2 separate regions of the Homo sapiens genome follow, and region 1 is linked to region 2. A link is a contact called in ENCODE Hi-C or POLR2A ChIA-PET data. All regions are on one chromosome and are shown on one strand. The core of a region is the stretch at or near the end of the contact, and the rest is flanking DNA. Distances in the headings are between cores, read along the strand shown.

Region 1 (6,116 bases), core at 3,617-6,116, 620 kb after region 2:
CACCCCTAGCTAATTTTTTTGTATTTTGTAGAGACAGGGTTTCACCACGTTGGCCAGGCTGGTCTTGAACTCCTGACCTCAGGTCATCCACCTGCCTCCGCCTCCCAAAGTTCTGAGATTACAGGCACGAGCCACTGCGCCCGGCCATACTTCTAGTCCTTGCTTTCATTCCATATGATTTATCCTTTCTAATCCTAACAACTTGCTTTATTGATCTTATTCTTGACCTACAAATGATACCAGGTGAAGGGGTGGGTTGCCCCCCACACCTGTGGGTGTTTCTCGTTAGGTGGAACGAGAGATTTGGAAAAGAAAAAGACACAGAGACAAAGTATAGAGAAAGAAATAAGGGGACCCAGGGAACCAGCGTTCAGCATATGGAGGATCCCGCCAGCCTCTGAGTTCCCTTAGTATTTATTGATCATTCATGGGTGTTTCTCCGAGAGGGGGATGTGGCAGGGTCACAAGACAATAGTGGGGAGAGGGTCAGCAGACAAACACGTGAACAAAGGTCTTTGCATCATAGACAGGGTAAAGAATCAAGTGCTGTGCTTTTAGATATGCATACACATAAACGTCTCAATGCTTTACAAAGCAGTATTGCTGCCCGCATGTCCCACCTCCAGCCCTAAGACGGTTTTTCCCTATCTCAGTAGATGGAACGTACAATCGGGTTTTATACCAAGACATTCCATTGCCCAGGGACGGGCAGGAGACAGATGCCTTCCTCTTGTCTCAACTGCAAGAGGCATGCCTTCCTCTTATACTAATCCTCCTCAGCACAGACCCTTTACGGGTGTCGGGCTGGGGGACAGTCAGGTCTTTCCCTTCCCACGAGGCCATATTTCAGACTATCCCATGGGGAGAAACCTTGGACAATACCTGGCTTTCCTAGGCAGAGGTCCCTGCGGCCTTCCGCAGTGTTTGTGTCCCTGGGTACTTGAGATTAGGGAGTGGTGATGACTCTTAAGGAGCATGCTGCCTTCAAGCATCTGTTTAACAAAGCACATCTTGCACCGCCCTTAATCTATTTAACCCTGAGTTTGACACAGCACATGTTTCAGAGAGCACGGGGTTGGGGGTAAGGTCATAGATTAACAGAAACTCAAGGCAGAAGAATTTGTCTTAGTACAGAACAAAATGGAGTCTCCTATGTCTACTTCTTTCTACACAGACACAGTAACAATCTGATCTGTCTTGCTTTTCCCCACAACCAGGATAGTCCAGCCAGCTAACTGTCTGTGCCATCTTATTCTTGACCTAATAAATAGCTGCCGGGCTTGGTGGCTCACACCTGTAATCCCAGCATTTTGGGAGGCCGAGGCGGGTGGATCACGAGGTCAGGAGTTCGAGACCAGCCTGGCCAACATAGTGAAACCCCGTCTCTACTGAAAATACAAAAATTAGCTGGGCGTGGTGGCATGCACCTATAATCCCAGCTACTTAGGAGGCCGAGGCAGGAAAATCACTTGAGCCCAGGAGGTGGAGGTTGCAGTGAGCCGAGATCACACCATTGCAGTCCAGCCTGAGCGACAGTGCAAGAGTCTGTCTCAAAAAAAAAAAATAAATAAATAAATAAATAAGTAGCACCACAATAGTTCAGGCAGCCAATAATCTATGCCACTGGTAAGATATTCCACTAGTATATGTCATATATCTTAGACGATGGTGTTGAAAAGCCTAAGGTGGAGGCAGAGGAGAAAAGAAAACAAAAGCAAAAGGAAGAAGAAAAAGTAAAAGAAGAAAGAAGTTGGGCCCGGGCGCGGTGGCTCACACCTGTAATCCCAGAACTTTTGAGAGGCCAAGGCAGGCAGATCACTCGAGGTCAGGAGTTTGAGACCAGCGTGGCCAACGTGGTGAAACCCCATCTCTACTAAAAAAATAAAACTTAGCGGGGTGTGGTGGTAGATATCTGTAGTCCCAGCTACTTGGGAGGCTGAGGAAGGAGAATTGCTTGATCCGGGGAGGTGGAGGCTGCAGTGAGCCGAGATCGTGCCACTGCACTCCAGCGTGGGCAACAAGAACGAGACTCCGTCTCAACAACAACAACAACAACAAAAAAAAAAAAAAAAAAGGAAGAGTCTGGGAAGAGGAAATGATAGGTACCATTATGAAGTGTTTACAGATACTTGCTATACATTACCTCTAATCCTCAGAACCACCTTGCAAGATATGTACTACTGTCCTCTTTTTTTTTTTTTTTTTTTGAGACAGAAGGCTGAGTCAGGAGGCTGAATCAGGAGAATCACTTGAACCCGGGAGGTGGAGGTTGCAGTGAGCCGAGATTGTGCCACTGCACTCCAGCCTGGGCAACAGAGCAAGACTCCATCTCAAAAAAATAAATACACAAAATAAATAAATAAAGTGGAGACAGGAGGTGAGGCCTTACCAACAATTGCATCATGTGCTACTCAAAAATAATAGCACATTAGTTGCCAACAATTATCTACCATTAACTTTTCTGCATGACAAAATTTAAGATTTTCTCTTATCCTTCTATCCAGACCTCTTTACTTTATCATTTGTGCTAGGGAAGCAGGAGCCTCAGAGAGCCAGCATAAAGCCATTTTAAGTTCAGCTCCATCTTGAAACTAACAAGGCACATTCCTTGTCAGTCACAACCCAAAGCTGTTTACAGTTGGGGAAACAGCTTAAAGATACCTGCAAGGACAGACTCCTCCAACTACAGAAAATCCAGATGCCCCAATACCCATAACAATATGTGCCTTTAAGATAATTATAGTTCTGGCTGGGTGTGGAGGCTAAGGCAGGATTGCTTTAGGCCAGGAGTTCGAGATCAGCCTGGCCAACATTGCAAAACCCCCTCTCTACTAAAGATACAAAAATTAGCTGGGTGTCGTAGCACATGCCTACAATCCCAGTAGTGAGACCCCATCTCTACAACAAAATATTTTTTTAATTAATTGGATGCACTGGTTCATGCCTGCAGTCACAGCTACTTGGGAGGCTGAGGTGAAAGGATGTAGCTGTAATCCAGCTATTAGGGATGCTGAGACACAAGAATGGCTTGAACCCAGGAGGTGGAGGTTGCAGTGAGCTGAGATCACGCCACTGCACTACAGCCTGGGCAACAGATCAAGACTCTGTCTCAAGAAAAAAAAAAAAGGAAGAAAGATAATTAAGTTTTGCTTTGATGTACTTACCTACTAGAATGTCAAGGATAGTTAAATTAACAGAATAATAAATTTTGTCATGCCATTGGCCCATCTGCACATTGACTCGGCTTAGTTTAGTCTCTACAAAAACAAGACCCCTATATAAGAAAAACTTAAAGGTCAGGGGCGGTGGCTCATACCTGTAATCCCAACACTTTGGGAGGCTGAGGAGTGTGGATACCTTGAGTCCAGGAGTCCCAGACCAGCTTGGGTAGCATGACAATACCCTGTGTCTACAAAACATACAACTATTAGCTGGCTGTGGTGGTGCATGCCTGTAGTCCTAGCTACTTGGGAGACTGAAGTGGGAGGATCGCTTGAGCTCAGGAGGTGGAGGCTGCAGTGAACTATGATCATGCTACTACACTCCAGCCTGGGCAACAGAGTAAGACCCTGTCTCAAAAAAAGAAGAAAAAAAAAAAGAAAGAAAGAAAAGAAAAACTTAAGACAGTGTGTTCCTCTGTTTGCTTTCTGAGGACGCCCTACTCCGTAAGGGTGTAGCTTTCAATAAACTCTCTCTTCTCATCGCACTCTACGACTTGCTTTGGGTTCCTTCCTGCATGAGATCCAAGAATTCTCTCTTGGGGTCTGGATCGGGACCCCTTTTTCCAGTAACATGTAGACACACACACACATTCAGTTTAAAAGCCCATATTACAACGTACATCCACCTCATCTTCACACTGAGATTTGGGTGACATCTGTCCCTTTTTGAGTTTTGACCCAAGTTAACCTTTTAAGACGCTCTTTATTTCTTCCCCTTTTGCCTCAGTTCACGTTCCTCCCCCTTCTCCTTACATGCCTTTTATAGCAGCCTCTCCTTTTCTCTTTTATTCTTTTTCTACACATTTCTCTTACTGTAAAATCAGAAGCCAGGCGCGGTGGCTCACGCCTGTAATCCCAGCAGTTTGGGAAACCGAGGCGGGAGGGTCTCTTGAACCCAAGAGTTCGAGACCAGCCTGGGCAACATAGTAAGACCCCCGTCTCTACTAAAAAAAAATTAAAAATTAGCTGGGCATGACGGTGTGCGTCTGTAGTCCCAGCTACTCAGGAGGCTGAGGCGGGAGGATCGCTTGAGGCCAGGAGTTCAAGGCTGCAGAGAGTCACGATCCCACCACTGCACTCCAACCTGGGTGACGCGGCCAGACCCTGTCTCTAAAAAGAAAAAAACTAGAGGGGTGTATCTATCACGCTTTCAATAGATATTCAGCTTGGGTTCTATACTTTTCTCATGACCCTTTGTCTTTCTGTTTTCCAGGTCACTCCTCCTCCCCTACACTTAATTCCCACCCTGCTCCCTTTTCACGGCCCACTCCCCTTCCAGGAGTCCTGCCTGCTGCTTCGAACTCCAATGATCGTCCCATTCACCTCTCACCCCTTTTCCCGCCTTTTTGCCCCACAAGGCTCCAAAGCGCGAGGACCTTATTGTCCTCCTCCCCCATCCTCCAACCAGCCCACAGGACAGCCGCGTTACCATGACGACCGGGCTCCTAGAAGCTGCAGTCAAGGACCTGGTTGCCATGGTTTCCGCTTCTCCGCCTCCAGCCCCGCCCGCGCTCCCCGCGGCGTCGGCGCCTGCGCAGTGCGTGGCGCGCCGGGAGTCAGAGCCTGGGCGGGACGGGGCGGGGCTTCGGGCGAGAGGGAGGGCAGCAGGAGAAAGGATAAGAAAGGGAGTGGGACTGGCGCCTACGGTGGCCGAAGTGGGACGCGCCGAGCCGGAGGCTGCAGGATGGTAGGCTGTGCGAAGAGGGAGGGGAGGGGGAAGCGAGGGGCGTGGGCTGCACCTGCGGGGGTCCTCGGGGGCCGCCCTCGGGGTGAACCGCCCTGTCTTCCCTCTGGTCCTCAGAGGCCTCCCTTGCCTCGGCGGGTGGGCGAGCCGGGCTCGGGAGGAAGAGGGGGAGGTGGCATTCGGGAGAGGGGCGGGGAGGGGGCGCATTTGCAGGGCGAGCGGGGGCTGACGAAGGGGCGGCGGGGCCGTCCCGAGCCGGGAGGGGCGCTCTGGTCTTGGCCCCTGGGGTCCCTCGATCCCCGCTGCAGGGAAGCCGCCCGAAGCAGAGGGTTGCGGGAGTCTCTTTGCTGAGGGAGGGAGCGGGGGTCACCAGTCACCGAGACCCCCTTCCCGGGCTGCACAGGCGGGAGCGGGGACCCGGGTGGGGAGAGGGGTGTGGGAGGGGAGTTTCCGGGTCGGAAAAGGGAGCGCCCTACTGCGTTCGTGGCCGTGCTTGCCTAGAGGCTGGGCCCAGGTAGGGAAGCGAAGTGGACTCGTGGTTTTTCTCCGAGGGACCCAGGCTTTGGGATCCCGGGCTCCGGGGCTCTCTGCCCCCCTTCCCATTCTCTTTCCGGAATCCAGGCCTTCCGTCTTCCTGCTTGCTCCCCACCCCCCTATTTGAGCGCCGCACGAGGCTCCCCAGCGCCCCTCTTTTCCCCTCCACCAAAAAAATCAGTTCTCCTGAATTCTGATTTTTCACTTACTAAGCTAGTACAGTGCCACACACCCAGGGATTCCAAGCCTGGGCATGTCCATGAATAGAAGAGCTACTGGGGTAAGGAGAAGACTCCAGGATGTGGCCCAGACCCCCCGGAACTGGGAAGCTGGGGTACACTGGGCAGTGAGGGTTCTGTCTTCCATCCCACTTGACCCAGCTTGCTGTCTGTTCTGCAGACATTCTTTTAGGGGAACCCCCTGGGTGGCGGGGCCCTAACTGAGGGAAATTGGTCACCTGGTGTCTGGGGAGGAGTGGGCGCTTAGCAGGAGGCACCCTAAAAGGAAGAAAAGTTAAAGAGAAATGTCGAAGACCAAATGCCTGGGTGCCTGCAGAGAGGAAGATAGGATTTGGGCATCTGCATACCCTGTGTGGTGTTGGAGATACATACTACAGAGGAGGATACCCCTGGGCATAGGCCTGGCACTGGAGGATGATATGTTTGGGAGATCATTAA
Region 2 (5,918 bases), core at 360-2,859:
AATCTGAAGTACCCAACAGGTGGCCAGGCATTGTGGCTCATGCTTGTAATCCCAGCACTTTGGGACGCCAAGGCGGGAGGCTCACTTGAGGCCATGAGTTTGAGACCAGCCTGGCCAACATGGTGAAATCCTGTCTCTACTAAAAATACAAAAATTGGCCGGGCGCGGTGGCTCACGCCTGTAATCCCAGCACTTTGGGAGGCCAAGACCGGCGGATCACGAGGTCAGAAGATCGAGACCATCCTTGCTAACACGGTGAAACCCCGTCTCCACTGAAAATACAAAAAAATTAGCCAGGCGTGGTGGCGGGTGCCTGTAGTCCCAGCTACTCGGGAGGCTGAGGCAGGAGAATGGCGTGAACCCAGAAGGCGAAGCTTGCAGTGAGCCGAGATCGTGCCACTGCACTCCAGCCTGGGCGACAGAGCGAGACTCCATCTCAAATAATAATAATCATAATAATAAAAATACAAAAATTATCTGGGGGTGGTGGTGGCCGCCTGTAATCCCAGCTACTCAGGAGACTGAGGCATGAGAATTGCTTAAACCCAGGAGGCAGAGGTTGCAGTGAGCTGACATCGTGCCACTGCACTCCAGTCTGGGCAACAGAGTGAGACTCCATCTCAAAAAATTAAAATTAAATTAAAAAATTAAAAAAGTACCCAAAAAGTCTTTTCCAAGATGTGATTTTAATTCTCTGCGTAGGATTTATTACTAACTGGTGATTCTTTAATTTGTGTATTGTTTGCTTCCCCCTACTAGAAACTAAGCTCTATAAGAATATTTTGTTTGATTGCTTCGCTGCTGTATTCTATTCCCAGTGTCTAGAACGTGCCTGAAACCTAGCAGACACTCAGTGTTTGTTAAATGAATAATCGAATAATAGTCCACCTACTAGGAGGGTTAAAGGCAGGGTTTCTAAAGTTGGAAGACCCAGAGTGGAATCCTGGGCCACGCACTCGTGTGATCTGCCGCAAGTTGTTGAACCTAAGGGTGTAAAATGGGGATTCCACCTCTGGGATAGGCGGAGCGAATGAAATGACATTTATAAAGCACTCCCTTCGCTCTGTGGCTCAGGAATTAGAGCACTGGTCTAGTAAAGCACTCTTGCTCCCTCTCCCTCTCTCCCTTAAGCGCTCTCTTCTTTCCCCCTCCTGCTCAGCCCCTCACATGGCCACTTCTCTTCGGCTTTGCATGACACTCTACACAGTCTAGAGTAAGCCTTTGAAATTTGCCGGGAATTAACGTCATCAGTCGGGAGGACGACAGCTACGCACGCGCGGGGCACCTCCTCTGTCTCGCGCGCTAACTTTGCAGCCCCGCCAGCCAATCAAAATTAGCGTCGGAGCCCGAGTGCCGAGGACTCACCAATCGGAACTAGGAGGCGGGCCACGGTGGAGGCAGCGGCGAGAGGGGGCGGGGACAAGGAGAGGGCACGCACGGTTCTCGCTGCTGGGGTCTCTGCCGGCCAATAGGAGAGGCCTGAGGCCTGAAGGCGGTGGGGCGGGGCATTGGCGGCTCCAGCAACCGGAGGCCGTCCCAGGGAGGGCCAATCGGAGTAAGGAGGTGGGAGAAACCTAGCCAATCAGTGTGCAGGACGGGCAAGGAGGGTGGTGGACGGCGAAGTCTCCTGCGGATGCCGCCCGCTCCCGAGCTTCTGTCAGGGGAGCCGGGCGTGCGGAGGCGGCTGAGGAGGCGGGAAGGCGGCAGTGGTTGAAGGGGTGATTGCTGACTAGCGGGGAGGGAGTGGGCAGCGATGGTGATGGCGGCGAAGAAGGGCCCGGGCCCGGGCGGCGGGGTCAGCGGGGGCAAGGCGGAGGCGGAGGCGGCCTCGGAGGTGTGGTGCCGTCGGGTGCGGGAGCTGGGTGGCTGCAGCCAGGCCGGGAACCGCCACTGCTTCGAGTGCGCCCAGCGCGGGGTCACCTACGTGGATATCACCGTGGGCAGCTTCGTGTGCACCACCTGCTCCGGCCTCCTGTGAGTGACCGGGAGGGAGTGGCCGAGGTCGGCGTGGGGGGACCCGGGGGCGGGGTGGGGAGGCCGGGGCTCCGGGGCGCGAGGGAAGGGGGCCGAGGTGAGGGGCGGAGGGGAGGTCAGGGAACGCGCCGGCTGTGGGGACGGGGTCGTCTGCTGCAGCGGTGTGGTGGGGAGGGGAAAGGGCAGGGGAGAGGAAGCAAGGCCGGAGTCGCTCTGCGGAGAGAAGGGTACGGGTGCAGAAAGACGCCCGGAGAGGGACCGAGAAACTCCCCGAGGGGGTCGAGGCAAACTGCAAGTGGGGAGGGAGAAAGTGCGGAGGATGGAAGGGAACTCGGAGTGGGATGGGGTGTCGGGACTTAAAGGGCCAGAAAATGACATGCACCTTTAGAGGGAACTTCATGCAGGTGGAAAGCAAAAAGGAAAAAGGTGGGGAAAGCCGGCCTGGAGATGGACGGGCACCTTTCTTCCTTCGGGCTTGTGTCCCTGCTGGAGTGTGAGATGCAGAAGCCAGCTGAAACTTGGTTGAAATTCCTATGATTAGAGTACAGGATTAAAAAAAAAAAAAAAAGCGAATTAACCCCGATTGACAGCCTAGAGATAGTGGCTGGAAGGGAGCCATGGTCCAGAGTTCAGGTGTAGATACTAATCTTAGCAGGGCTTTGAAATGTTACCCAGAAGGTAAAACTCTTACGAAATCTAAGAGATGAGAGCCAATGGGTTACCCTGGTAGAGAGCTTAGCTTTTTCAAACGTTTGCACGTCTAGGTGAGCCATCCTGAAGGTTAATCATTTACACCTTTAAGATCCCTGTTGCCATGACTGGATCCTGGTGGTAGCATCCAGGAAACTCTAGATTTTGGGGGGGCTTTGGTGCATCATCTGAGTGCTACTCTTGGCATTGGTACTGTTCGGTCATGCCAGAGTGAATTTACAGCCACAATTCTAGCCTAGATTTCTGGTTATATAGTAAAGCCCCCTCCACTCCCCTCTGCACTCCTCCTACTCCCAAATTAAGATATTATTTGGTTAGATGCATGATTAACATCTGATATCAGGCCTGGATCTCTGTTTTTTAATAAGTTTGTCAAGGGATTTATTTTGACAATTTTTTAGTCTTATTTTAAGACACTGTTGTTTTTGTTTTGTTTTTTAAAAAATGCTTTCCAGCCAGGCGCTGTGGCTCACGCCTGTAATCCTAGCACTTTGGGAGGCCGAGGCAGGCAGATCATGAGGTCAAGAGATCGAGACCATCCTGGCCAACATGGTGAAACCCCATCTCTACTAAAAATACAAAAATTACCTGGGTGTGGTGGCGCGCACCTGTACTCCCAGCTACTTGGGAGGCTGAGGCAGGAGAATCACTTGAACCCGGGAGGTGGAGGTTGCAGTGAGCTGAGATTGCGCCACTGCACTTCAGCCTGGCGACAGAGCAAGACACTGTCTCAAAAAAAAAAAAAAAAAAAAAAGCTTTCCCTGTCTTGATACCTTTAGGAGCCAGGGAGCGAGCACTATTGTTCTTGCAAGACAGATGGGAGAACAGAAGCAAAGAGAGGTTTCGTAACTTATCCAGTGCCATATGGGCATTGCGGTTTCCAACATTTGTTGTTTGATATTAGTGATGATCATGGCAGACCAGCAATGAGGATTTAGTTTTCTCAAGATACCGTTTGGAATTATTTACTTCGTTTTAACCTCCTTTGCTAAACTTCTCTCTGGGTTCTGATCAACCTCACTTGTGGGTTGTAAGGATGAACTTGACTTTGGTCTAAGTAAAAGTCATCGTGGCTCTTGGGATAATGATTGAGAACCCAAACAGTAATGTGTCATAAACTGAGATGGACTGAAATGAAGCAAGAGGATAGAGACTCGAGAGTGGGTGAAGAACTCTGGGGAGAGATTGAGCAACGTTTAGGAGTATGTATAGGGGTCGGGCTCGGTGGCTCAGTATGTATAGGAGGCCAAGGTGAGCAGATCACTTGAGGTCAGGAGTTTCGAGACCAGCCTGGCCAACATGGCGAAATCTCATCTCTTACTAAAAATACAAAAATTAGCCAGGCATGGTGGCAGGTGCCTGTAATCCCAGCTACTTAGGAGGCTGAGGCAAGAGAATTGCTTGAACCCAAGAGGTGGAGGTTGCAATGAGCCGAGATCGCACCACTGCACTCTCCAGTCTGGGTCGCAGAGCGAGACTCTGTCTCACAAAAAAAAAAAAAAAAGGAGTATGTATAGGGTAAAGTAGAAAGAGAAAGAGCTGATTCCTGAAGATCCTGCTATGAGAAGCAGAAGGATGAAACTGATGGATAAAATTGAGTAACTGGGAAGTGCTGACATTGTTATCATTATTTTGTAGATCTTTGTTAAAGTGTCCCACAGATAACATTTCCCTTATAATACCCCTCAATCAGGACACAAAGAAAGCTAAGGTATCTGGGACACGTTAAAAACCTGGTTTCTTTTTTCTTTTTTTGAGATGGAGTCTCACTCTGTTGCTTAGGCTGGAGTGCAATGGCGCGATCTCGGCTCATTGCAACCCCTGCCTCCTGGGTTTAAGCAATTCTCTTGCCTCAGCCTCCTGAGTAGCTGAGACTACAGGCACGCGCTACCACATCTGGCTAATGTTTGTATTTTTAGTAGAGACGGGGTTTTGCCATGTTGGTCAGGCTGGTCTCGAACTCCTGATCTCAAGTGATCCGCCCGCCTCGCCTCCCAAAGTGCTGGGATTACAGGCGTGAGCCACGGCACCCAGCCTGCTTAGCTTTTTGGTAAAGCATTATGAGACTAAACCAGGGAGTGATTCTCACAGAGGAGGATTTAGAGAGCATATTTTGGTGTTTGGGAAATGAGAAGCTAGACCAACCCTTTGTTAGTAGGAAATGAGAGTGAAATGAAAGATCAAGAGGTTAGGCCAGTAAATGAAGCTGAATTGAAGGTATGTTGAGAGTGAGAAATTTCAGGAGAAACTCTGCAAGAAAGCTGGAGTTTCCCTATAATTAGCATGACAAGGGCAAGGCATATAATCCTTGTAAAGGGGTCTTAACACAGTATTACCTGTGTCCCTTTGATATGCTGTGGGAAGGAGTGGGAGCTGGCAGGTGGGCTGTAAGGCAGAATGTGAGGCAGGGGATGCTTATTTCTGGAGGCATGGCTCCATGGTGGCACGGAGACCAATTAGCATCTTAAATCCCCATGATTGATTACCTGTAGATTAGGGTTTGGTGTTGGTGGGAAGTGAAAATTGTGGTCGGCTGACAGCCTGCATGTTTATTCATTCGGTCAGTCAACACGAACTTATTCAGTGCCTATCAAGCGCCAGACACTGTTTTAGGTACTGGAGATACAGTAGTGATAAGTTCCCATTTTCACGGAGCTGACATCCTAGTGGAAGCCATGGACTATAAAGAAATCGTTCTGTATTGCTAAAAGCTATGAAGTAAAATGAAGCTCTGTGGGTTAGAGTGATACCAAACTGAGGTATGATGCAAAGAGAAGAAATATTATTATTAATTTTTTTTTTTGAGATGGAGTCTCGCTCTGTCGCCCAGGCTGGAGTGCAGTGGTCCGATCTTGGCTCACTGCAACCTCCACCTCCTGGTTTCAAGCGATTCTCCTGCCTCAGCCTCCCCAGGTAGCTGGGATTACATGTGCACACCACCACGCCCAGCTAATTTTTGTATTTTTAGTAGAGACGGGGTTTCACCATGTTGGCCAGGCTGGTCTCAAACTCCTGACCTCAGGTGATCCACCTGCCTTGGCCTCCCAAAGTGCTGGGATTACAGGCGTGAGCCACTGTGCCTGGCCTCGAGAAGAAATATTCTTTGTTAAAATGAAGAGGATATTGAGGGAAGAAATTGAAATACCACATTAGCACCGTAGCCACAGAAAGGAGACAGCAGGATGACATTATTTTAAAGGCCAGTTTTCTGTTCAGTGGGTTACAAATATGTC

What was found. Hi-C counts contacts between places; a loop is a spot of excess contacts on that map. ChIA-PET counts read pairs that join two places held with the same protein, here RNA polymerase II (POLR2A). Pooled maps may share reads with other maps.
Region 1: a pooled map shows a loop between it and region 2 (8-fold over the local background). The contact joins the promoter of AP1S1 here to the promoter of AGFG2 in region 2. A Hi-C loop is called at or near these places in 1 of 168 maps with a recorded cell type or tissue (posterior vena cava) and 7 of 50 pooled maps. POLR2A ChIA-PET finds 5 or more read pairs at or near these places in 1 of 52 experiments (activated naive CD8-positive, alpha-beta T cell).

The regions. Positions count from the first base shown.
Region 1 is chr7:101,149,610-101,155,725 of GRCh38, forward strand. It overlaps AP1S1 (adaptor related protein complex 1 subunit sigma 1), which reads left to right and starts at 4,867. Exons shown (of 5, transcript NM_001283.5): 1 at 4,867-4,908. The coding sequence starts at 4,906. RefSeq lists a silencer at 4,609-4,848 and enhancers at 4,659-4,953, 5,273-5,773.
Region 2 is chr7:100,537,594-100,543,511 of GRCh38, forward strand. AGFG2 (ArfGAP with FG repeats 2) reads left to right here and starts at 1,610. Exons shown (of 12, transcript NM_006076.5): 1 at 1,610-1,974. The coding sequence starts at 1,754. LOC124901708 (a long non-coding RNA gene) reads right to left here. Exons shown (of 2, transcript XR_007060453.1): 2 at 5,874-5,918. RefSeq lists an enhancer at 960-1,461 and silencers at 1,341-1,620, 1,671-1,970, 4,525-4,614.